Regions from separate parts of the Homo sapiens genome. Here region 1 is linked to region 2. A link is a loop called in an ENCODE intact Hi-C map of the cell type or tissue named here. Cell type or tissue: OCI-LY7. All regions are shown on one strand. Each heading gives the region's core, and the rest is flanking DNA. Links, peaks and the distances in the headings are about the cores only. Region 1 overlaps ATP9B (ATPase phospholipid transporting 9B (putative)). Region 2 overlaps ATP9B (ATPase phospholipid transporting 9B (putative)).

Region 1 (15,901 bases), core at 5,390-13,389, 51 kb after region 2:
AATCCCAGCACTTTGGGAGGCCGAGGTGGGTGGATCATGAGGTCAGGAGATTGAGACCATCCTGGCTAACACAGTGAAACCCCATCTTTACTAAAAATACAAAAAATTAGCTGGGCATGGTGGCGGGCACCTGTAGTCCCAGCTGCTTGGGAGGCTGAGGCAGGAGAATGGCGTGAACCCGGGAGGCAGAGCTTGCAGTGAGCCAAGATCACGCCACTTCACTCCAGCCTGGGCGACAGAGCGAGACTCTGTCTCAAAGAAAAAAAAAAAAAAGTATGCTGTTATTACACGAAATATTCTTAAACAAAATTCAAGTACGTTATATGATGCTAACTACCTTAACAGATAGCAAACCAATATGGCCACACATCAGTATCACGACAGCAATATGTACAGTCTAGTTTTACATTTACACTTTCAATGTTCATATTCAGAGAAGAAAATTACAATTTAAAATCTGGGAATTTTTCATCTTAATGTAAAGTCATGGCCTACATTTCGGTAATGGAAGCCTTACTAGAATAAAGGAATGCATCCACAGCCCTGCATCTAGAAGTAACACAGGGAAGACGTCCCGTGTGGGAGGCAGTGACCTCGACATCTGGATAGGGTAAAAGCCACACACTGTCCTGACTGTTGGGCGTCTCCCGTAAAATAATGCCCCCTCCACAAACTGTATTTTGTTATGAAATGATAATTTGCTATCAGGATATACCTTAAGAAAAAAAAAAAGAAATCAAATTTGAAAAGGAAAGAAATTGAAAACATATTTTCCAAAATAATCTGCATGTACAAAATACGTTTATGTAACTGGTGTTTTCCTTCTAGTTACTTATCAAACCACTTTCAGATGATGTAATTTTGGCCGTTTTGCTCATTACTTGGAAGATATTTGCTAGATATCTGATTCTCTCATATACTTGATTTGTTTATTTGTGAAGCACAGAATCTAAACCAATCCTAACAGTTTCCAAAATATTTCCCCTAATATGGCAATTATTTAGTAACTAAAGTATTTTCAATTACATTCAATTTGAGGAAGGCGTTTGGCCTCCAGTTGCCTTGTATGCCCAAAATAGCAAGCCCAGTAGTTAGGAAGTGTCCTGCAATGCAGGTGCAGCTCAGGGTCAGACTCTCAGGGCCCTGGGGATCATGAACCTTCCACCACGTCCCTTCACAAGAAGGCGACCGCCTGACCTGAAGACTGACCTTAGCGTCTGAGCCTTTGGGAGAATGAAGGCTATGATGCTGGGAATTGTTTACAACACAGCTGGAGTGCTGTTTCTTTGAAAAAAAAAATCATTTCAAAAATATACACTGGCATTTAAATAAACAGTACCTTGGTTACGTCATCTACAATATGATCTCAGTAGGCACAAGTGCAATGCCAGCCACAACAAAGGACACAAAGAGGTCTTCTCAGTGATGTCAATGGTCTTAAGGAGCAGGCGCCCTGCAGACACAGCCTGGATGGAAACAATCTGTCTACAGTATGTGCTGACTCCAGCATGGACCAATTACTATTTCTGCAGATACACAAATACCTTTAACTCTACAGTCCCTTAGGAATTACTTCCTTCAATTAATTCCACTTTATCAAGTACAACATGTTGCATGCTTTCCTGAACTTAGCAGTTACAACTTATAAAAATCTGATAATTAACCTGTATTCATATGCAAAATACTAAGGATATATATTTTTAAGTGGAAAACCTGAGAATTATATTATCCCAATATAAATTTGCATGTTTACAAGGGAAAAGAACTTAAAAGGAAGAGTCAAAAGAGTAATACTAGTATTTGTATCAGGAAGGGAGGAGGGCTGTAAAAGTGGTTTATACCTTTAACTGCTTTATTTTTTATATAGTTTCATACTAATGGTAATATGTTTACCAATGTCAAAATACACTGGAATGAAATTAAGCTCCTGCACAGTAGCTAACACACCACTATTACGGGCTTTAAAACACAGAAGAACATTCAAGTACTTAATTTTCCAACACTGTTCTTGTTTTTTCCACAGAAAATACCAGATGGAAACTGCCTTTTGTTTACTTTGTTTATAACTAAAGTAGCTGCTCAGAGTAAAGGCATACAATTTATTCAATGCTAAGATAAACAATCCAGAAAAACTGAGTTATCCCTATGACTTTTATGATTTGATAGAACAACCAAAATATCAACTTTAAAGAAAAAGCAAGTAGCCTCTATGGATTAGACTACTTTGTAATTGAATTTAGGATTGCACTGAAATGGGCAATTTCTGATTCATTCAAACAAATGGTGTTACAGTCTAACTCAGCTTAACACTATTGAAGAAACAAAAAAAAGATATATATCCTCTAACACTGTTGAAGAAACAAAAAAGATAGACATCCTCATTCCTACTTCCCAGATACGGTTGACACGGTATATCCTTTACCTGCTGGGGGTCTAGAGGTTCCAGCGTTGGCACAGCCAATTGAGCATACAGTTGGCATTAAGAAGCCAAATACTGAATTCCCTATTTATCATTTTAAAACTTGAAGCAATAAAATTTTTATCTACCATAAATTCAGAATTTTATTGTATCAGAGCAATTGACATGTTTCTAATCCCATATTTTATGGGTATTACCTTCCTAGCACCTAGCACAGAATAGGCAATGAACATTGTCCAATAAACAAAAGAACACTCATGAAATTCTTTTTCTAATATCCACAGGAATCAAGATGTCTTTCACCTGCAGTGCCCACAAGCATGATGCTATAATGAGTCACCTGCCTGTGGTTACTCTGAGTCTCCTTTTATGAAGCATCAGGTACTTGCTCCTCCAGGGCCTCCTGCCTGCTGTTACTCTAAGCCTCCTACCTCTACGAAGTATCGGGTGCCTGCTCCTCTACGCCCTCCTGCCTCTAAGAAGCATCGGGTACCTGCTCCTCCAGGGCCTCCTGCCTGCTGTTACTCTAAGCTTCCTGCCTCTATCGCTCATCAGGTACCTGCTCCTCCACGTCCTACTGCCTCCATGATGCATCAGGTACCTGCTCCTCCAGGGCCTCCTGCCTGCTGTTACTCTAAGCCTTCCACCTGTATGAGGCATCAGGCACCTGCTCCTCCCGGTTCTCCTGCCTGAAGATGCCCATCGTGACTTCACCACCCAAGTAGAAATTCACACAATTGTATTCCCTTTAAACTCTTCCTAATGATTCACTTGATATGAAAGTTTAATTATTGATGCATGTCAATCTTTTAGTACTATATTTTCTCCTAATGTCAAAGTCCAAGAGAATAAGGGCATTAAAAAACATAAAAATTTTAGAAGGGTTTCTCAAATGTAAACAAAAGGTTCTATATAATTTCATTTTAGAAATTTTAGCTGGTTTCCTGTTACTTTTCTATGACCATTTTTCCATATGAATGTTTCTGTCTCTAACACAATTTTATGTTGAAGAAAACACAATATCTATGCATCTTTCTTTCAGTTCTGGAATGGCGATGATTGACTATAAACATTTTTCTAACATGGAGAAAATTATTCCAAAAGATAGTTTTTTACCAGTCTCATGAAGCACAGAATAAAGACTGGGAAGACTGAAAATAAATTATCTCTAAAATGTTCTATTTCACTTTCCTTCTCTTTAATGGTCTATAAGTGTGAACAGATAAAATCTGCTTGGGGGAGGATGCAAAATGTTACCATTTCATGCTGTTCTCTCAACAGCATACCCTACTTAACAAACAGCAGAGGTTTGCTTTTTTGAAGGAGAGTATTTTGGCTGAAGAAGACATGAACAATGTAAGTGTGCTATGGTTTGCAAAAGAAATTACAGCAGAAAATACATTCTCAAAATGACTAACTGGGAATGTGATGTTAAAGGACTATAAATACTGCTAATACTTCAAAACTGGCTACAATTTACAACTCCAAACTTCCAAGACAATACATACAGATTTTGAACAATAAGTGAAATTAGCGATATCAATCATTCACATAATGAAAAAGGTTATACAATCAGTAATTTAGGTTGTTCTCACATTATCTGAGGAAAGAGGAAGCAGACACCATCACAGCGCCACATCTCCATTAGATTCTGCACAGGCATCAGCATGCATACTGGGTATACTGCCACAGGGACCTTGAATTAATTTTCTCTAATTCCGTATATATATATATTTTAGGACAGGGTCTCACTCTGTCACCCAGGCTGCAGTGCAGTGGTACAATCACAGCTCAGGGCAGGCTCCACCTCAACCTGGCAGGCTCCAGCAATCCTCCCACATCCGCCTCCCACATAGCTGAGGCTACAGGCGTGCTCCAGCTGTAGCCACCCCACTAGGCTAATTAAAAAAAAAATTTTTTTAAATCAGAAATCAGGGGCTGGGCACAGTGACTCACGCCTGTAATCCCAGCACTTTGGGAGGCCGAGGTGGGTGGATCACTAGGTCAGGAGTTCGAGACCAATATGGTGAAACCCCGTCTCTACTAAAAATACAAAAATTAGCTGGGCTTGGTGGCGCACACCCGTAGTCCCAACTGCTCGGGAGGCTGAGGCAGGAGAATTGCTTGAACAAGGAGGCACAGGCTACAGTGAGCCGAGATCACGCCACTGCACTCCAGCCTGGGCAACACAGCAAGACTCCATCTCAAAAAATAAAGAAGTAAATTAGGTCTCCCAATGTTGCCCAGGCTGGTCTCGAACTCCTGGGCTCAACTCCCACCTCAGCCTCCCAAAGTGCTAGGGTTACAAGCATGAGCCACCATGCCCAGCCAATTTGTTCTAATTCTTATTTAAGTATTTAAGCTGACACAAAAGATATTTTGTCTTATGTATATTACACTATAAAAAAGGAAGATAAGTGGATACCACTCCTTAACAATGCCCAGTTGATAAATTTGAATTTAACTGAATTCCATTTTCTCATTATAAACAAGTTATTTATCATGTCTTTATTCTCTTCCTTTTTGAAAAATACACAGAAAAATCAAGAACTATCATCAAAATAATTCAGATTTCAGAATGGATATATCTAAAATGAGAAAAAAACTGTTAGAAAACATCAAAGGCAATGAAAGGCTATCTGTGTGAATGAACTTGAAGTAATTTACACAAAGTAAATGTATCTTTAATTAGCTTGAAAACCACAAATAAGTTTCTCTCTTTGAGTGGCACAGCCTCCCACAAGTGGTCACCATCACCAGGCCATCAGCACACGTCTTGTGCCTCATGGGGTGAAGCCATTCCCGTTCCTAAATTCAGTTTGTGCTCAACACTTGGCACTTGCACCTGAGAGGCCAACCGACCGTCCTAAAGCAGCCAGGGCAACAGCCAGCACCAGCTCCTAAAAGGGTGTGGGAGCCTCAGGCTCTAGAACCTCAATGGCAACTGAGCATTGTGGCCTGGAAATCCAGGGCCCCACCCAAGTCTATTCTGATGAAAACAATTCCACCACTACTTCTGCTCTGACCCCAACGTTCCCACCTCCACCTCTGCTCTGACCCCGACAGTCCCCACCTCCACCTCTGCTCTGACATAAACACATTTACTCACAAGATATTCAGAAATGTATCCTTTATTATCTGATATTTGGCAATTTCCGAGAAACCTTTATTATAATTTCTTAATGAAGCCCACTTGGTCAGAGAGCATATTTTATGAGTTGCCTTTTTTTTCCTAAGCTTTTTTCTGGCATACCTTAATAAATGTTCTGTGTGCACTGGGTAAGCTACCCATCCTGCTGCCTTAAGTCCCTGTATCTATCAATGGGGTCAACTTCATGAATAGTGTTCTTCAACACTATAGTGTTCTACTATATCCTTACTGATTTTCTCCCTACTCATTTGTTCAATTATTGAGAAGTGGGTATTAAAATCTCCAACTATCATAATGGATTTGTCAGTTTCTCCTTGAAGTTCTAACAGTTTCTGCTTCAGGTACAATCGTGTACAACATAACAACATTTCAGTAGACAGTGGATGGCACAAACCACAGTAGCCCCATCAAAGTATAACAGAGATGAAGCATTCCTACCACATGGTCATGCTGCAGCCATCAGAATGTCATAGCATTAGACATTACTCACGTGTTTGTGGTGACGGTGGTGAAAACAAAACTACTGGGCCGCCAGTCATGAAAGTCTAGTGCATACAATTATGTACAGTACATAATATTAAATAACAAACAACTATGTTACTAGTTTATGTGTTACTATACTTTTTATCACTGTTTGAGAGTGTACTCCTTCTACTTATAAAAAGACAAACTTAATTGTAAAACAGCCTCCGGCAGGTCCTTCCAGGGTTCTGCCAGAAAAACACATTGTTATCCTGGGACAAATCCCTGCCTGTTATTACACGTGGAGATCTTCCAGCAGGACAAAATGTGTAGGAGGAGACAGTGATACTGATGATCCGAGTAGGCCTAGGCTAATGTGTGTGTGTGTGTGTCTGCATTTTTCTTTTTTTTTTTTTTTTCAGATGTAGTCTTGTTCTGTCACCAGGCTGGAGTGCAGTGGCACAATCTCAGCTCACTGCAACCTCTACCCTCCTGGGTTCAAGTGATTCTCCTGCCTCAGCCTCCTGAATAGCTGGGACTACAGGCATGTGCCACCACGCCCAGCTAATTTTTGTATTTTTAGTAGAGATGGGGTTTCACCATATGGGCCAGGATGGTCTCCTCAATCTCTTGACCTCGTGATCCACCAGCCTCGGCCTCCCAAATTGCTGGGATTACAGGCGTGAGCCACCACGCCCAGCTGTGTCTTTGTTTTTAACAAAAAAAAGTTTAAAAAGTAAAATTTTTAAAAACTAAAAAAGACTACAGACTAGGTATATAAAGAAAATATTTTTGTACAGGTGTACAATGTGTTTGTGTTTTAAGCTAAGTGTTATTAATAGAGTAAAAAGATTTTTTAAAAATTAAAGTTATAGGGCCGGGCACAAATTACTTTGTGTAATTTACTTTGTGTAAAGTTATAGGTATGTAAAAATGAGTTTACAGGCTCATGCCTGTAATCCCAGCACTTTGGGAGGCCAAGGCAGATGGATCACGAGGTCAGGAGTTCGAGACCAGCCTGACCAACACGGTGAAACCCCATCTCTACTAAAAATACAAAAAATTAGCCCGGCGTGGCAGTGCGTGACTCTAATCCCAGCTACTCAGGAGGCTGAGGCAGAAGAGCCACTTGAACCTGGGAGGCAGAGGTTGCAGTGAGCTGAGATTGCGCCACTGCACTCCATCCTGGGCAACAGAGTGAGACTGTCTCAAAAAAAAAAATTAAAGTTATAGGAAGCTGAGATTAATTTACTATTTAAGAAAAACATTTTTAAATAGGTTGAGTGTAGCTTACATGTACAGTGTTTAAAAAGTTTACAGTAGTGTGCAGTCATGTCCAGGCCTTCACATTCACTCACCACTCACTCACTGACTCACCCAGACCAACTTCTAGTTCTGGAAACTCCATTTGTCGTTAGTACTCTATACAGGTGTATCATTTCTTAATCTTTTATACAGCATTTTTTACTGTACCTTTTCTATGGTTAGATACACAGATACTTATCATTGTGTGACAACTGCCCACATTATTAAACACAGTAACATGTTGTACAAGTTTGAAGTACAGGAGCAACAGGCTACACCATATAACCTAGGTGTGTAGTAGGCTACACGATCTAGGTTTGTGTAAGTGCACTCCATCATGTTTGCACAATGACGAAATGGTCTAACTTACTTCTCAGAATGTAACTCTACTATTAAGCAACTCATGACCGTATTTTGCAGCTCTGTTATTAGTGCATAAATGTTTAGGGCTTACTTGTCTCCATAATAAACCCTTTTCTCATTATGTTCTGAAATGTACTTTGTGTGATATTACTATAAGTAACTCCAGCTTTGATTAGTGTTGGTACGGTATCTATTTTTTACTTTTTACCTGTGTTTTTAATGTGTTTTCTTATAGGCACCATATATTTGAATCTTGCTTTTTTATACAACTTGACACTCCTGTCCATTTAATTGGGGATTTAAACCATCTAATTTTAAACTTAGGTTTTTGAGTTTAATTTCCAAATACCTGAGGATTTTAAAGATTTTTTATTTATTTCTAATTCCATATTGTAATTAGTGAATATACAATTGCAATTTTAAAAAAATATACTAAGACTTGTTTTATATTCAACTATAGTTGGGATTGTTCCATGAGATTTTGAAAAATGTGTATTATGTAGCTGTTGCATTTAATAATATCTGTCAATATGCTGAAGTGCCTTCCTAATGTTATTTTAATATTCTATAGTCTTAATAAACTACATGTCCTTATTCTATAGATTAGAAGGAAAAAATCCGTTCTCGTAGATTTTATGTTGCCTATTAGTTCTATGAATTCGGGGGTACTATGTTTTTCTCCAGTCTGACAGTCTCTGCCTTTTAACTGCAGAGACGTTTAATTACTGAGTCAACCATCTTGCTCTTTGCTGCTCTTTGTTTTCTACTTGTCACACCTGGTATTGGGTTTCCTGCACCTGTCTTTTTTCAGGGGAAAGAAACCAGTTGATCCCACTTTAGCATCTAACTTCATCACCTCTACTGACCTCTTTCTTTTTTTAGTGGTTGCTCTGAGAATTATTATATGCAACCTTTACTTATCACAGTTTACTCTGAATCAATATTGTATCACTTAACACACAGTATTTTTTAAAAAACTTACCTCCTTTTATTACCTGGCCTCTGAAATCCCCACCCTAACAGAATGGCTTTAAGGTTCTATTTTTTAGTTATATGACCTTAACCTTTATATGTTCTTCCTTCCCTCTGCACTCTTTTTGTTCACTTTGTCATATACTTATTTAATTCATTAATTTTCATTTTTATTTTTATTGCTATATATATATAAAGATTATAAATTTTCCTATTTCCAAACATATCAAACAGATTCAGATTCTGATATGCAGTGTCTCCATTACCAATATTTTATAGAAATTCTCCAATTTCAGTTTATATTTCTCCTATGATACAAAAATTGATTAATATATTTACATTTACAGGCAGAAAGTCGTTTCATTCACTGATTTTGTTACTGCTTACCAATTTTATTGCATTGTGATCAGAGAATATTGTCTGTATGAGTTCTATGTTATAGAAATAAAAATTTCTTTACAAGCAAATGTATGTTCAACTTTTGGTGACACCCTATATATGCTCAAATAAAAATTACTGGGGAACAAAGTTCAATAAAAATTTAAAATGATATATTTTACTGCTCATGTTCTGAGCTCTCTCTTCTATGCCTCTCCTACCTTTCTGTCCACCTGACCCACTGGGAACTGCAGGTAGATGTTAAAGTTTCCTATGACGGACTTTATTATCTTATAGCATCTTTCTTCACCTCATTCTAAATGCTTTCTCGATTCTATACTGGTATTCTTGTTAAGTACCAAGACTGCAACTCCTGTTTCCTTTTTATTTGTATTTGCTTGATATATCTTTCCTTTAGGCTTTCTGATCCAATTAATTTTCTGTGTGAAAGAGCCTGCATACTATGCATCTTTAGCCATATGAATTGATCAACTGTTGTCTAATTTTTAAAACCAAATTTATTTTTTGGTGAGGTGTGTATTTTCTGGTCACTACCATTTTGCCACTGTCCCAGTAGCCTGCCTTCATCCTACTCTCCTTGCTTTGACAGCTACTATTGAGCTCGTCAGCTTTCAATAGTCTCTGACTGCCTTAACACCCACGTAGCAACCAATGAGCTCCTTCTATTTTCTCCTCCTCTTCCTGCTTTTCAGCTGATTATTAGAGGAAGCGTATAAAATTCATATACACTGTACCATCTTCCACCCATCCTCCCTCCACTGTTTTATTCTTACGTCTGTTAGATCTTCAGTGCTCACCATAAAACTTCCACCCAGGTCATCTATCAGCCAGGCAGAGCTAATCCTCTGTAAGATTATTCACAAAAGGCTCATGTGTACAACACACCTGAACTCTGTATGCTTGAGACTGCTCTCCACAGAATTGGCACTTGCAGGACAGTTTTGAAGGAGCAAAACACTCCACTCACACATTCTTCCCCTGAGCCTCCTGGAAAGGCTGTGCTGCTCTTGTATGGCTCCGTATGCTGAGAACACTGACACCAACCTGGCCCCTTCCAACTGTGGGGAGCTGGTCATTTTCCCAGGGAGATCAAAGGATTTTTCCCTGTATATGTAAAATATGACAGCAGTTACACGTCTTGGAGTTTTCTCACGTGCATGCTGGGCCCTTTTAGTGTGTACCTTCAGACATCCTTGTATTTAATAACACACACTTGAGCTGTCAATGTTTCAAACCATTTCATGATTTTGTTTCAAGACTCTCATGTTGAGTATTTCTTGCCAATCTTCCACATCCATCAACTTCTAGTCCTTTTCACCTCTTTGATTATCTCGTTTCCTTGACTCTCTTCTTTACAACCTCCCTATCTCTTACTGTGCATCCCCCACAGGCACGCTGTGATTCGGTCCTCCCTTCTCAGATGCTCACGTTCAGTGTTCTCCTGAGTTCAGTTAGCCTTCTCATTCACGTTATCCTGTTTTATTCTTGAGCTTTTATTCTTACATTCTTGAGAAATTTATTCCATTTTGATTCTTGTGTTTTTAAATGTCTGATTTATGGTGTTCTTTCCTAAGTACCATTGTTTGGTTAGTAACATTTAAATCAGGCTTGTTGCACTGTTATAGAATTACTTTGCATTGAGGTTTTTTCTTTCCTTGCTTTTAGAAATTTTTTATTAATTGAAAATTTGCTTCCCACTTATGTTTTCTTCTGTTAATAACTACATTGGCCCAGGCACGATGGCTCTCATGTCTATGATCCCGACCCTTTAGAAGGCTGAGGCAGGAGGACTGTGTGAGCCTAGGAGTTTGAGGTTGCAATGAGCTATGATCACACCACTGCACTCTAGCCTGGGCGAGACAGCAAGATGAGTTTCTTCTATTCATAATAATAAGAGCTATTTTTCTTGAATCTGTACAAATAGGAAATCCTATTCCAAGGATGGGAGGTGGAATTTGTTTCTTAGTCCAAGAGTCCCTTCTTCTACAGGCACAATGAAGTTCTATGTCTTCAATGAAAAGCATCCTTTTGGGATGGTGTGGGCTGACTCTTCTGATGGTTATTATAATGTTTCAGGAAGGTCAACTTTGTCTTTTTCTTCCTAACCAAGCCTCCTAGAGCCACCAACTCTTTACCAGTGCCCCTTGCCCCTATACATTCCCCCAACGTCACTTCCAACCTGTACTTTCTCCACAAGTCCCTTCAATGTCCCAAAGCTTTACTTACCCAAGTCATTCACAGGATGCATTATTTTCTTCTGTGTGCAAAACCTGGATGATATCAGCATCCCAAGACAATCTCCTTCTGCTGCACCATCCTGGCTCTGGAGCTAACTGTGTTATTTTGGATATTTTCCCCACTTACAGTAAATTGAAGTTCACAGTATTTTCTGTCTCACATTTCTGCTAAACATGAGCTACAGATTAAACTCTCTACTCTCATAGTTAGCCTGTATGATTTTGGAAGCCTGTGTGGTATGTAACAAAGTTAAGTGGCCACCATTATCTTAAGGGAATCAGAATTTATGAATGCATCTTTTTAAAACATCTGTATTTATCATTTCTCTTCTAAGCTAAAGATCCTTCAATGGCTTCCTCCGGTCAAGCCACTGATACCTTTCTAGTCCAATACGCCCCAGCCCTTGTCACACCTGCAGACTGAGCCATACGCTCCCGTTTGAACCAGGTTTTTCAGCCAACCTGCACTTGCTCTCCGACTTCCTTGTACTTCCACACATTGTCTAGCGAACATTTCCGACTTTTCAAAGTCATGAGCAATATAAATTAGAGGAAACAGCAAGAAAAGGAAAGGAAGAAAGCAAATAATATTTCAAATTCTTAATAGTGGTTACATAAATACCTTTTCATTTATCTTACCAAGGGTACCTTTTTGTAACATTTATTCTCATATGTTGTCTTTAATAAGAACATGTTGTTTTCATAGTAACTACTTTTGTTTAAAAAAAAAAGATGTGAGTTTATTTCAGAATTCACTCCATGATATTTATCACCAGGTCATGCTTCCTCCTCTGTCCCTCCATGAACATCTTATGCATGCTTGTGTGCAGCACCTATGGAAATAGGCAGCTACAAAAGGCCCAGTGCCCCAAGGGACTTTAACGACCTCACAGGTGCCCGTGCTTCACATTCCCATAGTCTGCACACTAACTGTCACATTATATAAGCTCTGTAAATGCTTTTTCAAGTGATGACAACTGCTTGCCAATCCCTGCAAGTGACCAAGAGTGAAATAAAGGTGAATTCACCAACAAAAGTATTTTTAAAATAACTGCAGCAATTACAAATAACCTATAGTCATGTACTAAAATCCCTTACTATAAAGCATTTATAATATCAGTTATAAGCTGTTAAAATAAAGAGTTATTGAGTCTCTCAAGCCCTGTTAGTCAGGGGCAAGGTGCTTCCAGCTTTAACAAAACTCTGTAATAATATAAAGTGTGTGGCATGAAATATACATATGTGTATAAAGAAACACAACATGCATGTACAGACTCACATATATATAAATACCCACCCAACTCAGACAGTAAAAAGCTAGACATGATGTGGATAAGATAGTATACCAACTATTCAGTCAGAATGAAAATAAATTACTTCATTTAACTGATTCACAATATTTTAGGAGATAAAGATCTTATTAGTAAATATGCTAAAAAAAATTCCAAAAACTGTACTAAATGTATCCCAAAGACATATTTAATATGGGTACACTTAAGAACTTCAAACATTATATAGGTTTTCCCTTCCTAGTTTGAAACTTCTGTTTGAATTTATTCTTGATTGAATTACTGTCTCAAAGGTTTGCTACTTTTAACTTACACAATAACTCTATTTGTATTGAACAACAGGTTTAACTTACCCTGGTAAATGTGCCTTCGAAACTGTGAATGTCCATTTGTGGTTTCTGAGCATAAACATAAGCACTGATAGAAAAAAGGTCCTGGAATACAGAACATTTGAATCGATTAGAATGTTATAGTTTAGTAAAATTACTTGGAAATTTCTCATTTGCTGATTAATATTGTTCATATATTATTTACCAAAAGCAATCATTGATTTTCTTAGATTTTTGTGTGCCAACACTATAAATTAGAATGTCAGATAAAGAAAGAAACCATTTTTAAGCTTGACAGGGTGTGCTTTTGAACAGCAGGTGTGAGTCAAAATCATGCAGGAGACACTCAAAACAGGCAGCCCCGGGGCCTGTCCAGGGGGCTCCAATGGTAGAGGTGGAGCCTGTTTAGGAGTATCTTGAAGTCACCTGGGTATCAAAGTATTCAGGGGGAAATAAGGAACCATCGCAATTCCTCACAAGTTTTATAAAACAGTTTAATAAATTCCTAGATCTGTTTACATGCTTTCATTCAAGCAGGCACTGGTCACTATAAGCTAAGGGTGGCCTTCCTTACAGCCATGAAGACATGCTTGTCCTGTGTGTCTGAATCACATGCTCATGACACATACTTATACAATCACATGGGAAAGCTTTCACGAAACACACATCATGGCTACTTTCATACCATTAATTTTAGAGCAGAAAAGACATAGGGTTTAGGTTGCTTCATTCATTGGCTACACATAAAGGTTAAATCAGAAAGTCTCCAGAGGCAAGGCTGAGCCTGGTCTCCAATGGACGCCACCCCAGTGCCTCTTCTCGCTGCTGACTCTGCTGTATGCTTTTGCTGTCATAAATCACAGCCAGGGGGAGGATCATATGCTGAGTCCTGGGAGTCCTCCTAATAAACCATCTAATTTCGGGTGGTCTTGTGACCCGCCCCCCAACCCATGACCCTTTAACACACAGAGTTTGCCATTTCTATAATTTTGATTTCCATTCTGTACGTGTGAGTGTATAAAGTTCTGTCATGGCTGCTAAAACTCAAACAGAAACCTCCCAGACTCCCAGACATGAAGAAGCAGAGGTGAGAGATTAGGGTGACCACAGCAGCTGCAAAGTGAGAAAGAAATGGAAGCTCAGAAAGGAGAGTGCCTCAGAAGGGGCCGAATCTGTGTATGATCTCATTCTGACACCTAACCTATCATGCCCTAAACTATATCCACTAAACGAATGGAACCGAGAACACCACAGCAGCTCCCTAATGCCAGAAAGGTAGAGTCTGCAGTTTGACTTCAGTCAAGTTAGCTACCAGTTAAAACAGAACCAAACAAAAAACCAGTACTCTTCAGGAGAACCTAACAGAATCCTGAATCCTGCCTCTCTACAATGAATCATTTAAAAAAATGAAGAGATGATCCAAATTTCTAAACATATGAAGAAACAAAAACACAAGGTCCATAATCAAGAAAGAACATGATCAGTGAAGACTGGCCCTGAGATGGTCAAACTTCAGCATTAAGAAATGAGAATTTCAAAGCAGCTTTAGCACATCTTAAAGAAAAACATGCTCCTAACGAGTAAGCAAGTAGGAAATCACAACAAAGAAAGAGAAAGTGTATTTAAGAACAGAGAAGCACATGGAAATTCCAAAATTGAAAAAATGCAATGTCTGCAATAAATTCTTTAGATGGGATTAACAGATTACAGATGATGGTGAATCTAAATGCGGGTCAAGAGATAATGATTCAAAAAGACACAGGAAAAAATTATTTTGAACATGAATACAGTCATAGAACCATGAAGGGAATATCGCGGAGTCTAACATGCATGTAACTGGGGTTCAGAATGAGTGGACAGAGAGAGGATGAAAAAACAAAAACTACTTGAAGAAATAATGACTAAAAATATGCCAAATTTACTGTCAGCCAGAAATGTACAGATTCAGGATGTCCAGAAAACCCCTAAACACATAAATAAAATTTAAAAATATCAAAATCAAATTGCTAAAAACCAAAAATAAAAAAAATCTCAAAAATACCTAAAGAAAAATAACACATTATACACAAGAGAAGAACTATCAAAATACCACTGATTTCTCATTATAAATAATGGAGTCAGAAGACAATGGAACAAAATATTTAAAGTGAGGGGTGGAGGGTGTGGAAGGCAGACTTGTCAAGCCAGAATTCAATATCCAGCAAAAATATTCTTTAAGAATACAGGTGAAATAAAGACACTGTCAAATAAATAAAATGAGAACTCCATTCCAGCAGACATCCACCAGAGGAATATCAGCAGAGGGAAACAATATCAGGCAGAAACTCATATCTTCAAGAAGGAATGGTAAGGAACAAAAGTAGTAAATATCTAAGTAAATATTTAAAAAAAACCCCCAAATCCTGTTTTTAATCTTAATTCCTTTAAAATATAAATAAAATGGGCCAGGCACGGTGGCTCATGCCTGTAATCCCAGCACTTTGGGAGGCCGTGGCAGGTGGATCACATGAGGCCAGGAGTTTGAGAGCAGCCTGGCCCTCATGGAGAAACTCCGTCTCTACTAAAAATACAAAAATTAACCACACAAGCTGCTGCACGTCTGTAGTCCCAGCTATTCACGAGCCTAAAGCAGGAGAAAACTGGTTGAACCCGGGAGGCAGAGGTTGCAGTGAGCCGAGATCGCACCACTGCACTCCAGCCTGGGTGACAGAGCAAAACTCTGTGCCAAAAATATATGTATATGTGTGTGTGTGTGTGTGTGTGTGTGTGTGTGTGTATAAATAAAAAGGGCTGGAACAGTTTATGATATGTGTAGATATACTACATATTAAAAAGTACATTGAGCTCCTGAGCAACATGGGTTGGAACTGTGCAGGTCCACTTATACATGAATTTTCTTCAATAAATCTGTTAGAAAACTTTTGGAGATTTGTTGATAATTTGAAAAACCTTGAAGATACACCACATACCCTAGA
Region 2 (15,901 bases), core at 4,045-12,044:
GAGACAGGCATTCCAGCTGGCAGAAACTAAGAAAAGCAGGTGAAATGTCTTATCTCCTCCTTCACTTGATGGCTAACCTATCTTCTCACACGACACTGGACAATACAACAATGGAGATTAGGGCTCATTCATGTGTATGGAGACAAAGGAGACTCTTGGGGAGTGGGTGGCATCAAATGGAGGAAGCTGGTGGAGAGAAGATGCAATGTGTGAAGGGCCTGGGATCAAAGTGAGTGCTTAGGCTGAACAACAAATGAGAACTACCTGAAGGACCATCACATCTGAAGAAGTAAATTCTGGCATGACAGTCAGATAAAAAAGGCAGGTTACTTTCTGGTTATAGTTTGTTTATTGCCACTTAGCCAGTGGGCGGGGGGTATTTTGAGGACAAAGATTGTGTCTCCAGAGTCCACCTGTGGCACTCAATACATGCCGGCACAAGAACTGTGACAATCTGCGCTCGGGTCCTCTGAGCAGGATGGGGCCTTTGTAATGGGTCCATTCAACAAATACTTACAGAGGCCCTACCACATCCCAAGCGTGCTCCGTTCTAGGTCCTAACTAGGACACAACAACAAACGGGACATACAAGGCCTCTATTCTCACAGGGCTTAGTGAGAAGAGAGAAACAGGCAACAAACAAGATGAATGTCATAGAGATCTACACAGAATTCAATAGGCTGCTATGATAGCAAGTGGCTGGCTGTTTCTTGGTCTGTACTGAGCAGACAAACGCAGCCTCTCTGAGGAAAGGTATTTAGGGTAAGAGCCGAGTGACAAGACAAGCCCAGCCATGGAATGATGAGGTAGAGGAGCACTGAAGCAGAGGACACAGCTAGGGTGGGAAGCAGCTGGCACATGGGGATAGCTGCAGTGTGGTGGGAGAGGAGAGCGGGGAAGCTGGGCCTTATTAGGTTTAATCCACAAGCCAGGCTGGAACAGCCATCTCTGCAGTCAGCTTTATGGAGTGCAGAAAATCTATGTCAGCAGCAAGTTACACAGCCGCAATGAGAAGTTGCTATTTGCTGCGTGCTCTCTGCACAGGCCTGGCCACCCGTGAACCAGCAACACCATGGAAGGCAGCATCCACAGGAATCTGTACTGTGACGGGCAGAAAGGAGGCTGATTTCCTACCTCTCGAACAGACTGGGTGAGAGCAACTGGATTCATTCCTGGTGACTGCCTGTGAGGGCAGTGCAGTGTGTACACATCCCAAGAACAGATTATAGCTCTGACTTTATGACGTAAGTAAATGGAAGAGACATCACCTTTTAGAGCAAATTTTGGAGAAAGCTGGTTTAGAAATAGAGATATCTTTCTCTTCAAAGTGGCTACATCCTTGAGCCTAAGCATTCTATACCGTTTTAGTCCATTCTCTGTTACAAAAGGTAGATATTCTAGATTCATACTTTATCCATCATTAGGTTTCAGTTGCTCATTCCTATGAAAATTTTAAATCATATATATTAAGAATATCTTTCTTAAAATATTTTAGAAAATAGTTTAAAATGGATTTATGTTTATATGGTAAAATATTAGTCTTTACATTAAATAGGCATCTAATATGAACTATTTATATTCCAATCTGTAGTTATAATATAGGTTAACATTCTGAAATGATAGTCCCTACTAAAACACAGCCTTAATATTTTATCTAACTTGACAGATATTAGATATATTAAACAGAACTTTAAAATGCCAGTGATTCCACACAGATCAAAGGGCACTGGACATTTAAAAGTCTATCAGCAAAAAACAAAACTAATTTTGTGAAATTCTGGTTTATGTTTCATCAGGAAATATCTTCTGATTGTTGAAGAAGACACCATCAACACATTCACTATCAGGAAAGTATGGCACCTCTAGATCATTCTACCGGCACTGATGACGTCTCCCCCAACAACATTTCCACAGAAGAATTCCTCAAGATTCCTCAGAACTTCTGGCTCCTACTTCTCTAGCTTTGTTTGGGTAATTTCTTTCATACTGAGAAAGATAAATTCAATAAAATCATACTCAATGAAACCAGACATTTGTTTTATTTTCATTTTTAAACTTACCTTATGGGAATGATGTAAGAAAAGAGGAGAAGGAACCGAAAAAGATTGCGGTACCATGGACCCACAAATCCTTGTAAGGTTACCATAACAATGGAAAGAGCAACTAAAGCCAAAAATAGCGCTTTCGTCAGCCGATTGAGTTCAAGGTCCAACAAACCAACCTGAAAGAAAAACACATAATACATGAACAAGCTAACCACAATGTCCCTAATATTATAAATCAGAATGCATGGTAGTGATGACATAAAAAAAAAACTTTAAAATTTATTGGTATTAGCCTTTATTATAATGAAATATGAAAATTCAGGCAGAATTTCTAGAAATGAATCATGATCCCCAGAGCATTTCCAGAAAGGGTCTACTGACAAAACACGGGCCAGAGCACACAGCCGCAGTGAACTCAGACACGGCCTCTGGAGGGTGGCGCGCTGGTCACCGGCTCAGGCAAAGTGAAACGCAAGCCTAGAGAAGGGCACTGGAAGCTTGCTCGGCGCGCAGCAGGGGAACACAGAGTTCTGAGGGCCCAGCCCGGGAACAGAGACTTCTGAGGGCGCAGGCGGGTCTTCCTTGCATGTGCTACGCCATGACCATGCCTCTGTTATCCGTGTGGGTGCCTCTGCACCTCCCCCATGAGGATTCTACTCAAGATGGAGAGTTCCCAAGAACAGGACAGTATGTATGTCTTTCCGATCTACCAGCAGTCTCTCTGAAAGAACTTGTCTTACAGAAAAAAAAAAAAAAAAAGCAATAGTTAGCTAGCTTAAAATAAAACCTTTTTAATTTGCACAGATCTTACATTGTGTGTTCTCCCAGTAAGGCACGCTACATGCAAGTCCATTCTATGGATCGTTTACCAGCTGAGCAAACTGTGAGGGCAAATTATGTCAATAAGCATCAGTTCAATTTTTTGGCTGCATTCTGTATAGGATCTTGGAAACAGAGAGAACTAGCAACCCAAGCAGCTCTCACTGCACAAGTTAAGAGAATACAGCTCTTCTGAAGCATGTAGCTTCAATTTCGAGCTCTAGCAATCGCTATGGACTGTTTCTCCTTGCTTGCTTTCAGCCCTGAAAGACCACAAGGCAGTCCAGTGAGTAGGGCTGGGGGAATGAGAGGGAACTCGGCGCTGCAGGAAGGGTGGGAGAAGTGACACAGCACAGCAACTAGGATTCCTCGGGACTCTGGATTTAGGCTAATTTAGATGCTGGCCCTGCCACTTAGCGGCATAACCTTGGGCAAGCTGGGCTTTGGTTTTCTTATCTGTAAAATAGGGATTCTGGGATGTTTTCCTTACAGCCCCCAGGGGATGCGAAGAGGGAGCGCATGGCACAGTGGCCACGGTTCCTACTGGGCAGTACGCCCCCCATGTGTGCTGCTACTGCTCTTACTACACACTTGGATTGGAATCCACTTCCTCTGTTTACTAAATGTGTGACTTGAGGAACACCCTTAAACTCTTTGTTAGACCTCGTTTTCCTCATCTGTAAGTGGTGGTACCCACAGGGCAGAGGTGCCAGGGTGAGAGGCCACTGCCTTTGGCATCACTAGGTCAGGGAACAGCATGTACTTAACTTACCTACTTATTTCTGATCTATGTGACATTAGCGGAAGACTAAATTCTATCAGGTTAGTTATCTATCTGCCATCTCAATTTCTCCTGAATCTGGAACAACTTTTGAAAAGGAGTACACAAAGAAAACATGACTGCAAAAAACCTGATTAAAAAAAATAAAGTTTGAGAATTACTGAGCTAATAAATAACTTGGTTTATTTTGTAGTGCCTTTTGAAAAATCTGCAACTTTGCCCAATAGAAAGCTAGCCTTTTCCCACAACTCATATATTTAGTTTATATCTGGTTTTGATTAATATTTTCCACAAACTCTCATGAGATCATCAGAACCTGCAGTTATCAAGCAAAAATAAAACTTTGTCAGAAAGTCCATTAAGTGCAGCTGCGAAGAAAAGTCAACTAATTAAACAAATAAATTGAAATGTCTACTACATTTTGTGCTAAACTCTAAGGTTATGAAAATAAGCTAACTATAAGATTTTACCTACAAGCTAATCTAGTAGGAGAAATAAGATGAACACCAGTGATCTATGTTATAAAACAGAATCATAAAATAGTAAGTTTTCTTTTCTAACCAGGCTTGTTTTAAATCACTTCCTGTGGCCGACAGTCAGCACTACCATCGGTTAATAAATACTTCATGGCCTTTCACAACAGTAGCGATGACAAGGACCCTAAAGCCATGGGACTGGTGTGCCGAGTGTGGGTTCCATGACCAACACAGACGGGATGCCGCATTCAGCGGGGTGGGGCGGCCCCTCCTGTGATCTGTCCTGCGCACACTGCCACAGGGCTCACTTGGCCACTTCACTGTGTAAGACTCCTGAGGACACTTCAAACACAAAGTGTCAGTTTTATATGAAATAGTGACTTGATTCTAATGTAACAATTAATGAGACACTTGGCCTGCCACAAAAACTCTTCTCCATGTTGCAATACAGCAACACAGACAGCAGCTCATTTTCAACAGAAACTCTTCAAAGACTGCACATTCCCAGCTCTATATTCTCCCAAGAAAGCACACTGCCCTCTAATTCACAGCAGCAGATCCCCTTCTAGCCAAGTAAAACGTCCACAGCAGCATCTCGGAGCTCCAGCATGGGGCTTTCTCTTCTCTGGGTCAGCCACAGTACCAGTAACAGCGCCGCTCCCCCAGATCACAAATGGTCGGAAAGGGAGCGGTACTCAACCAGTTCTGAAGTTCCCAACGCTGCTGCGGGTATGGGCTGTGCCTTCCCTTGAGAATGGGGCAGCTGAAGACCACAGCGGCTGATTTATCAGCTCTATTTAAAAAGCAGCACAACCAGGACAAATATCGTGCAATTTCCGCTACTTCAACTACTACATAGTTTATGCTTGAATTATTGAGAAAAATAGGTTTTTGGATTAAAATGAAGAAAAATTAAGCCAGGGAAGTAGAGCATGTTTCAAAGCCCAGATCCTTTTGCTGTGACAAAGGCGGTCTAAGTTTCAGGCCTCACTGAGGATCAGATGAAGTCATTATTCATTCACTCAGGGAAAAAAGACTCAATTACCTCAACCTAAAGATGCTATCAATGAATGCAAAGTGCATATTTTACTCTATTCATCCAAATCCCATTAAAAAGTGAAAGGAATGATTTAATCTGGCCTTCCAGAGTTGGTCTTTTTTTGTAATAAAATAAAGAATCACTGTCTTGCAAAATGCATAACCACCACCTCACACTTTCCCCTGCAACATAGCAGTGAGGAACTGTAAAAGCCAGGACAAAAACATTCAGAAATGAATACAAAGTTTCCTTTCAAAAAATGCCACGTATTGGATGGAAACATTCAAAGCCGCCCACTGCACACCGATATGCAGATCATCAAAGCATTATTACCTTTCTCATTGATGAAGACAGATGTGGTCAGATGCTTGACTAGTGAATGTAATCACTTTGAAGCCAAGTATATGTTGTCTTCTCCCAACCCCTTTAAACTTAAGAGCAATAAAACATTTAGTGGAATAAAATATAACTTTTCAAGGATGGGCTGTGCCTTGCAGGTGGCATTTTCTGAACTATGACTGTTGTTCCTGGAATATAACTTGTAACCAAACTACAGCATATAGTGTAAAGCTTGTAGGTTGCTTTTATTTTATTTTATTTTTTCAATTCTAACAAAACAGAAGAAAAGACACATTTCAACACTTGCATTTTTTTAACCCACTTCAATTAATAATCTTTTAATATTCAATTTCTCTGAAACATGCTTTTCTTCAACTGATCTAAAATACAATCTGAACTCTTATAAACTATTTAAAATAAAAACCAGTTAACTTATAAAGTTACAGATTCTATAAAGAAGGTGGTAACTTTAGTTTTGATGTGGATCTCTTCCTTCTTTAAAAAATGTCTTAAATACCTGGACAGACCAGATAACTTTTGCCATGACTGTAAACTTTTCACCCATAAAATATATTAATCACTTGAAGTAATTACGACTATTTAAGAAAAGGTAATGTAAATACACTTAGAAGTTATTTTCAACATTCATTGTCATCTCCTATATTAGTAAAGCAAATTTTCTTCTACTTGTCATAATATTTATTTGAAACAACTGCAATAACAAAATTAAATATGCTACTGCAAATTTTAATCTCCAAGGGAAAATTTGTGCATAATGTCTAAGACAACCACAATGATTCTGCAAAGGGGCTGTTCTAGGATAATGAACACAATAATTGCCTGTATAATCTAAAATGCTACTAATGGCAACGATCACAAATCCATTTAGCTCCTCTTTAATTTATGTACCAAGTTTTAAATAGCTAATGGTTCTCAGTAAAATAATGGTTTATACCAACAATAAAGGGTAAATACGGTATTCTCCTGCTTAATCAAGAAAAGATCAGGCTTTTTTTTTTTTTTAAATGAATGCTCGGACGAGTGAGAATCAGACCTTATCTCCATGACACAGCAACACTTCAAACCATCTCAAAATTAAAACTCACATCATACTACTAAGTTCCTAAGCAATCAATGTACACGGCAAATTGGAGCAGACGTCGAATGCTGTAAAGTCTCAGGCCCTATCCATGATTCAACAAAGTGCCTGTGCAACACTTACTGCTGATGATGTCACCCTGGGTGAACAGGATGTCGGCATCCAAACACTCTCACCCATCTTTTAAAACTCACGCGTACTTACCCCTTACAAAGAAGTAGTTTAGAATAGTAAAATGCAAAACTTCAAATAGCCAATTTAAACTCTTGCAGAAAACTAAATTATTTTAGTTTGTCCTGTAGTTTCCCTGTGAATATAGGACAATTTGAAAAGCCTCGACTCTGACACCCAATTCATTCATGCTACTCTGCACTAGCAGAGAAGAACAGCTTTGTACATGGCTGACTACGTACAGAAAAACACAACTGTTAACACTGCTTGTCTTTCATCAGCTGAACTATTTGTGGATCAGTTCTTCATTTCGAATTTGGACCCTGACTACAAAACTGATATAGGGCTATGCATTAACCTAACTGAAATTCCTATAAAAAGCATATTCTTTTAAGTATCTTTGAAACAAATAAGCCCTATATTTTCCACTGCTAGTAGAATCTTAAGAGACAAGAAAAAAATAAGTAATTTTCAGACCTTCATTTGTGTTTCTGCATTTCAAATAAATGAAACTCATGCACTAAATCTAAGTACTAAATTTTAGAGCAACAACTTTTCCATTACGAAGTTTAAATTAAAAGTATTAGTTTTTAAAAAGTGATGCTACATAGTCTTTTTCCTTCTGAAGTTTATTATTCTTTTTTGGATATGAACTACTAAGCCTTAAGTGTGTGTAGTACATGCAGGCTGACCGCACACTATAGATGTGGCTGAGCCATTATCGTTTATCGCCTCAGTGATCTGCGAAATAAGAAGGGTTTCTTTTGGCCATTATAGTCTGTTGGCTCAATAATCTGTGCTTTAAGAATTCCCTAAATAAGTATCAGCACAACAATTCTTAATGTTACAATTTATCACCTTAGTTCTTAAAAATCAAAACCTGTATTTACACAATAGACAATTTAAAGTCTATTCTGAAAGAATTATTTCATAACCTACATGTTTGCCTACCAAGAAATTTAACATTTTGCCTATTCTATACTCAGAATTTAAGCTTTTTCCCTTGCTTGCTATATAGTTATTATATAAAATGTTTTCCCTTGAACATTAACATAAAAAAGTACTATATTTTTTGTATAAATAAGAAAAGTATTAATGCAAGAATCAGCTACTAAACAGGGAAGCAAAACCACGTTTGAAACCAACATATGACACGTAATTAAGAGACAAGGGAGTTCAAAGTAAACCCTCACACCTAGTTTACACAAACTGGAGCTACCCAACTTTTGATGTTACAGACTATGCATATTGATTGTCACTCTGTCCGCCGACCTATATAAACATGTTTTTAAGGATAAAATTATTACTAAAATTTGCAAGCATATTACCTGCTAAGTTTGAAGGGGGCTTCATGAGTGCAGAATGAGGTTATCTTCTCAAACTGCTGGACTCCTAGATCGCTTGAGAAATGTCAATACTGGCTCTAGCATTTCCTAGGACACGTATCCACTCACCAGAATTTTTTATAATTGTCCATAATGTCAGAAAGTAGCATCATCTCTGAACACATGTATACACATATACACATCTCATGCTCGCCCTTACAAAACTCATGCTGACTGTCTACGTTCATACAGGACAACTGGATTCCATCTGTTAGTGTGTGGCAGCCTTTACTGATATATTAGAACCTTCGCAAAGTAAATCAATATATGAAAGGTCAGCACATGCAAAGCAACACAGTGGCTGGAAGGTAAGTAGTAAGTTAAAACTTTTATTTTTAGTATTATAAATTCTTTCAAATGTTCTCAACTTGTGATACATCAAAGCCATATTTAAAACAAAAATATGCATGTGATAACATGCAAAATGATCCAGAAACTATCTGGAAATTTAATTTTTGCTCTACGTATAGAAATTACGTTAAAAATCCAGCACTGAATATTAAGATAAGCCTATCCATTTTCTAATGTACATCATTCCTAATCTTATTTTACAATCACCACATTGTTTAACTGAAAATCAGGAGGAGGAGGAGGCTGAAGTGTAGGAGTCACTACACTGCCGATCACCGCTGCGGTGCTCACGTCTGTCTCAGAGTCATCTGTCTCAGAGTCGTACTCACACCTCCCATAGGCGGCTGGGAGGGGAAGCCAGGGAGCGCGGGGAGCGCGGGGCGCGGCCAGCAGGGGGAGCGCGAGGCCGGCGCGCGTCCTGATCCCTGCAGTCCCGCTCTCTGGAAAGCGCCAGCCATTTCTAACCCAACCAGTCCAGCACATCACATACACTCACTCATTTATTTATTTCTGACAAAAAGCGTTACCCTAAATTTATGTTTTGTCACGCAGAATGCTGGCCAGAATCTACATACTTGAACATCCTGGATTATGGGGGGTAGGAAGGGGGCCCTGAATAAAAATCTGGCATCTCGTAAGATGCCCTAATTTCAAGACAGGACCTCGGAAATGCTGTGCACAGTCAGTAGGGCGGTGTCCTCCTCACAGTCAGTAGGGCGGTGCCCTCCTCAGTCAGTAGGGCGGTGCCCTCCGCACAGTCAGTAGGGCGGTGCCCTCCTCAGTCAGTAGGGCGGTGCCCTCCGCACAGACAGTAGGGCGGTGCCCTCCGCAGTCAGTAGGGTGGTGCCCTCCACACAGTCAGGGTGGTGCCCTCCTCAGTCAGTAGGGTGGTGCCCTCCGCACAGTCAGTAGGGCGGTGCCCTCCTCAGTCAGTAGGGCGGTGCCCTCCGCACAGACAGTAGGGCGGTGCCCTCCGCAGTCAGTAGGGTGGTGCCCTCCACACAGTCAGGGTGGTGCCCTCCTCAGTCAGTAGGGTGGTGCCCTCCGCACAGTCAGTAGGGCGGTGCCCTCCTCAGTCAGTAGGGCGGTGCCCTCCGCACAGACAGTAGGGCGGTGCCCTCCGCAGTCAGTAGGGTGGTGCCCTCCGCGCAGTCAGTAGGGTGGTGCCCTCCGCACAGTCAGTAGGGCGGTGCCCTCCTCAGTCAGTAGAGCGGTGCCCTCCGCACAGACAGTAGGGCGGTGCCCTCCGCAGTCAGTAGGGTGGTGCCCTCCTCAGTCAGTAGGGTGGTACCCTCCTCAGTCAGTAGGGTGGTGCCCTCCTCAGTCAGTAGGGCGGTGCCCTCCTCAGTCAGCAGGGCGGTGTCCTCCACACAGTCAGTAGGGCGGTACCCTCCGCACAGTCAGTAGGGCGGTGCCCTCCGCACAGTCACTAGGGCGGTACCCTCCTCAGTCAGTAGGGCGGTACCCTCCCCAGTCAGTAGGGTGGTACCCTCCGCACAGTCATTAGGGCGGTGCCCTCCGCACAGTCAGTAGGGCGGTGCCCTCCTCAGTCAGTAGGGTGGTGCCCTCCTAAGGCTTTTCGAAGTTTCAGAGCTAAAAACTAAGTTGATAACATTGTAACAACAGCTTCCTTAATGATTTCAAGATCCTGAACAGATTTACTGTTTTTTTTGTCTTAATGTAGGAAGGCATCAATTTTAAATGGTTTTGCCAAGACCAGCCACCAATTTAAAATAATTCCTTCAATAACGTAAGCTACCCACTAACACCAGAAACCTCAACATGCAACATCATTCATAGAAGTGGCATTTGGTTTTCAGTCTAATACACAGTTTATTTGGGTAATTTTATATTTATTTTAACAAGTATTTTACAAAGAGCATGAACCTATTCTCTAACCCTTACTATCTAAACACACAATACCCAGGACTTTAGGGGGGTTATAAAGCTCTCATTGTATTTTACAAACAAGCCAGCAAGCTCTGCAGGAACTCCAAGAAGAGCAGATCCTGACAGTGGGGGGTGGGAGGTCACTGGACCTCAGGGTCCCTAGGAGCCCAGGAGTTCTGACTGCTTCATGCTTCTTTACAAGGCACACACTCAAATACTTCTTGCCCCAAAGCATATAAAAAATAGATTCTATTCTAATAATAACTCTAAGTGGTACTGATATTGTAAAAGAAAGTCTCTTACTAGGAGTCATAAAACTTTAAGAGACATGGTAAGAAAGGGAAGACCATGGCTTTCTTTAAAATGATTTAAAATACAGAGCACGCATCTCCTTTCATTTTCTCAGTCTGTTTCTAATAGTACACACTGAAGAGACTATGCTCCTTACAAATCTTTCTTCTGGGAGGTATCTGCCTTTTTATTTTACCCTGAATGTAGCAAGTCTTTATTTTAAATATCTCAGGGTAGGGTAGAAACACTCTTAAAATATACTTTTAAATATTCATTACAGTATAATTTACAAAATATGTTGCTGAACAAAAAATCTTGTGTAGTACTAAAATGTCATCAGATTCTATTAAAAACTCATGAAGAAAGTTACTAAATATGTGGTCAGGGCTTCTAATGTCACAGTATTCCGAAATTCCCAAGCACAAGGTCTGTCTTTCCTTCAAAGAGCTTTGAACTCTTTTCAAGGAGCTTAAAAAAAAAATTAGTTGATGCGTTTCTAGTGTTCAGAATGTGAGATATTGAAGAAATTATTCCAGTAAGTACCTTGGAAATGTTGGGCCATAGATGGTGGGAAAAGGCTGTGATTCAGAAGAGAAAAATAGATGGGACCATTCCTTTCCACAAGCAAAGTGAGTCCTTGCAAATGTAGGTGCACAGGAGGGCAGGGGGGTGGCCCAGCAGACAGGCACCAGCCTAGCCCTCCTTCCATGGAGCCTGCCTGGAACATGGCCATGAAAACTGTGTTTTTAAAGAAACTGCGGAGAATAGAGGGGGCGGAGGGGGGGTAGTGGGGAGACTACTTTCCACCTGCTTATTTCTCTTATAAAATTTTAGAAAAGAGAATGGTTAAATGATTATTAGTAAACAAGATCACTAATTTTATAATTAAAACTTTAATTTCCAACTTAGATTATCTTTATTAAGAGGTAATGATACAGATTAGTTTCTACAGTAAAGTGAGAAATTTCTTCAGTAATTAATTTCAAAATGTTGGCATCCGAATTCTTGCTTTGGCATGCCAACAAGTATAACATATTTAATGGTTTGTGCAAGGGAATTTACTAAACAGTATCAGTGAAAAACATTTTTATGTGAGATTCCAGAAAGTCTGGTTTCATTAAGGCTACTTGAAACACTAAACATAGCATTTGAAGTTGCTAATTGTTCTTCTAACAGTATCTTAGAAACCACCACAAAATGACAATGATCAGGAAAATTCCTTAATGCTTAAGTGCTCAACTGTGGTCCAGCTGACTTCAGCATGTTTCCACCACCTTGATAACCTACATACAGGTGTATCAGAATCAGCACAGAAGAGATGTTACAGGACCTAGTCAAGGACACAAGGCTGTCACTGTCAAGTAACATGTCACACTCTCCTTCTGTGTTTCTTGGCTTATTGTGTAAATATGTGGGGATTTATAAGCCACTGGAAGATCTCCATCCCATTCTCCAGATATCTGGCACCTACCACTATGTAAAACTACTCAACACTATTTTTAAATCAAGAGCCATTAGCTGTCTTGACAAGACGTATGACTAAAATATTTGCTGATCAGAACTACAATCAGTATTCTATTTCATTCCCCTTGCAATTAAATGCATATTCACCTATTTATAATTATATTAAAAACATGAGGATATATAAAATGCTGACCAATGTCTGAAACACCTCAGAATTACTATCATCGTGAACAAAGTCACTAGGTTCTGTACATTTTCTGTTCCGCCCACACATCTGCTTAACTAGCTATTAACCAGAAGCTAATAATAGGTAAACGTTTTAATTTTTAAGGCAGAATAGCAGAATTGCAGACATAGAATAGCAAAGAAAGAGAAAGAAGAATGAAGGATAGTTATAGCAGTCTAATAGCTAACTTTGAATTACATCGTTTTCAAAAATCCATGGTTGTTAGGATTTGTATTCTTTTGTAAGGAAAATGAACTGGCAGATTTGCTGAGAATTTTAAATGATAAAGGTAATATGGTTAAATAAACTTTTCATCTTGCATAATCACCCTTTTATTATTAAAACTGTCTAAGAGGTTTATTACTGGTATCTTGGCAAAATGCAACATTATTTTAAACCATCTAAAATTTTTGTGTTACTTTATGTCTTCAGAGACACTTTATGAGCCATTTCATACTTAATGGCTTGTAAGCAATCCCAAGAGTTGAGAATTGTGTAAAAAGTTGCTCAGATTGACAGATAAAGTGAAAAGGTCTGTATTAATTTCCAAATAAAGAAATGCATGGCGTGGTATCACACGATGATTATACTCCAAAGTACCAATTAGAACGCATCAGAAACTAGAGCAAGTTGACACTCTACAATAAAGCAAATAATTTCCAGTTGGAGGGGCAGAAAATGTTAATATGCAATGTTCAAGACTACAAGAATCTTTGTAAAAGGAAGTAGCTAATAAGGTTTAATGATGCATGTCAGGAAGCCACAGTATGTAGGGAAACACAGCTGGCTTCATTTTGTAAACTATTTGATATACACATCTTTCTCGTTTGCGGTTATCAGCTGTGCAGTGCCACGGGGGACAGTTTAGACTTCAAATCAGGATATTCTTCTTGTTCTCTAAATTACAAGTAAAATACATTAATATAATATGGTGCTATAGGCTAGTGCCCTGACTATGGCTTATCAGTTTACGAAAGAGGATTAAAGAAGTCTTCCGTAAAATGTTGTGGAAACAATCTTGCCAGCCTAAACAGGCTACTAAGAATGAGAACCATTAAAACAAATCATAAAACAGACAAAACGCTTGGATTTAGCGAATTAATAACCCTCGCAAAATGGTCACCATTTTTCATACCTCAGGCATTAAAATAAAAACTGGCTGAAAATGCTCCTGCATGAGACCACAGGCCCACGGCGGTGCTCCCTCTCCTGCACACACAGGTGGGCCCAAGGAGGGGCCCGCTCTAAAGGCAGCAGCATCCCAGTGCTGAGGGACTCCAAAGTGCAGGTGACAGCAATTAGCAGCAGATGACAGCAGCCCTTGAATCTGTGCCAGATGGCAGCGAAGGGTCACTGGGAGCCATCAACCTTCCACAAGGAAGCCCTTGTGTTTGGCGACTATCAAACTCTAAAGCTCTTAGAAACAAACTAATTATTCAGCCAGCAGAAGACAACTGCTAGGTCACAACACTAATATCAGAATACCATTAAAGCACTTAGAGTGCACTTATTCTAAATGTAATTACACATATTAGCTGATAAAAACAGGCATGCTGCATAATGACGAAAAGGTTGCCCTAAACTCAAGGAGCTAAAATTCTAGTAATTAGTGAATTGTCTTGTGGCAAAATACAGTCAACAGGTTCTAACTTTGGATGAATGCTGCTTGTAGTTAGAGCTAGAAACAGCCACTTTCTAAGTGAGACTCTGTATGGAACCTGATCAGCACCCTGGCTGACGACGGAGGCCAGAAGAACCACAGAGAAAGAACGACATCTCTCAAGACAGACGATAGAGAAGCTGTGGGTCCTCACACTACGGGGGATCTAAGAAAAGCTTGAAAATCTCAGAGTCGTTTGTCAAGACTTCCTGCTCAAATGTTAAGTATCACCCTAGGTAGCGAGGCCATAACAGAGGAGGGGCAGCAAGAGAATGGAAAGGCTGCGGAATTCTCACACGGGACAAACCCATCTGTCCATGTTCTACACAGAGAAAAAAACGCAGTCAAAATGCTTGAGACAACCAAAAAAATCAATGCATAACTGATTTACCTTGATGAGACTAACTCCACACTAATAACTAATACATAAAACAGCTTAAGTTTTGGTTTAAATTTATTAACAAATTATAAGTGATTCATTTTTCCACCCTCATGACCACAAGCAGCTTACAACCCAATAGCCCTTTACAATTAACAAGTGCTGCTGTGTAATGTCTGTTATTCAGCCTTCCTAACTCTGCCAGGTCTTACTATGTCTATTCCACTTCTAAGGAGGTTAGGTGTTTGGTCAAGAACACACAGCTCATGGCAGCTTGGAGACCGAGCAGCTCCCCGTCCCCAACTTCAGTTCTGCATCCTTGGCCCGACACTGCCAAATGCCAAGGTTCCCAGGGCCCACTAGTATGCTTTAGAAGTGACATTATTTTTATTCTCAAAATTGGATGTCTCTGGTTGAACCTTCTTTTTCTGTTGTTTTTTGAGGCGGAGTTTCGCTCTTGTTGCCCAGGTTGCAGTAAAATGGCACGATCTCGGCTTCACCGCAACCTCCACCTCCCAGGTTCAAGCGATTCTCCTGCCTCAGCCTCTGGAGTAGCTGGGATTACAGGCATGCACCACCACACCCAGCTAATTTTGTATTTTTAGTAGAGACGGGGTTTGTCCATGTTGGTCAGACTGGTCTCGAACTCCTGCCCTCAGGTGATCCGCCTGCCTCAGCCTCCCAAAGTGCTGGCATTACAGGCGTGAGCCTGTGTCCGGCCAGAACTTTCCATTAACTACTCAAACTTCCATTAGGCTCATGAAATAAAAACAGGTTGAATTTTCTTTATCAAAATGTTTCTCTTTTACTATTTTTATTTGGATGTGGTAAAGCTCATGAAATAAAACAGGCTGAATTTTCTATATTAAAATTTTTTTCTTCTACCATTTTCATTTGGATGTGATAAAACTTCCTGCTCAACTGGTATCAATTACTGCCCTTCGAGAAAAGGAGAAGAGACTACATGAAATAATTTAATGTTGTAATCCAAATGACCTACCAAGGCAGTAGGCCCTTAACAGAGGGGAATATTGAGTCCAGCAAAGTCACTGAGGACAATGCCCTCACCTCACTTCGCCAGCTTCTACTGGAGCTTTCTAGCTGGAGGGCTCTCCTCCTGTGCTACCAAAGTGGGCTGCGCTGAGAACACTCTGGAGGGTTCCAGAGAGCGCAGGCAAGCTTGGGACTGCAGCTCTAGGAAGAGACCGCGGGTGTGGGGCCCCTGAGGCGTGGTGATCTGCTGGTCACCGCTGATGGGGACGCAGGCAGAGCAAGCCTCTCCGCTCATCCTTTGGGAACGCTTAGCCCTCAGGAACCATGCTCTCCCAGCCACATTCAGATGCCTCTTCAGTAACGCCTCCGTGTAATAATTAACTGATGATCAACCGCCCTCACAAAACAATGCTCTCGAGAAAACAGCAAGGTGAGAAAACACATTACTCCTAAAGGACTATCATGTAACTTACATGAAAGAAATTTACATGAT

The links. A loop is a pair of places that touch in the nucleus more often than their neighbours do. Peaks named below come from ENCODE experiments on the same cell type or tissue, not always from the same donor. Only the 100,000 strongest peaks of a DNase experiment are listed, where the experiment ranks them.
Region 1: it touches region 2 in a loop (4-fold over the local background); 4 of 110 quality-filtered maps call a loop at or near these places.

What each region holds. Positions count from the first base shown.
Region 1 is chr18:79,190,313-79,206,213 of GRCh38, reverse strand. ATP9B (ATPase phospholipid transporting 9B (putative)) reads right to left here. Exons shown (of 30, transcript NM_198531.5): 9 at 12,951-13,031. Among named protein-coding and RNA genes, the nearest start is that of ATP9B, 130 kb to the right of the region's middle. In OCI-LY7, for the core only: no CTCF peak of the experiment used is centred there; DNase peaks (open chromatin) are centred at 5,473, 8,493, 11,733 and 12,193; H3K4me3 peaks cover 2,933 bases; H3K27ac peaks cover 6,148 bases.
Region 2 is chr18:79,239,701-79,255,601 of GRCh38, reverse strand. ATP9B (ATPase phospholipid transporting 9B (putative)) reads right to left here. Exons shown (of 30, transcript NM_198531.5): 12 at 2,061-2,221. Among named protein-coding and RNA genes, the nearest start is that of NFATC1, 150 kb to the left of the region's middle. RefSeq lists enhancers at 4,807-5,593, 9,083-10,282 and a silencer at 8,812-9,021. In OCI-LY7, for the core only: CTCF peaks have their summits at 8,681 and 8,884 (motif pointing right); a DNase peak (open chromatin) is centred at 8,891; H3K4me3 peaks cover 289 bases; H3K27ac peaks cover 787 bases.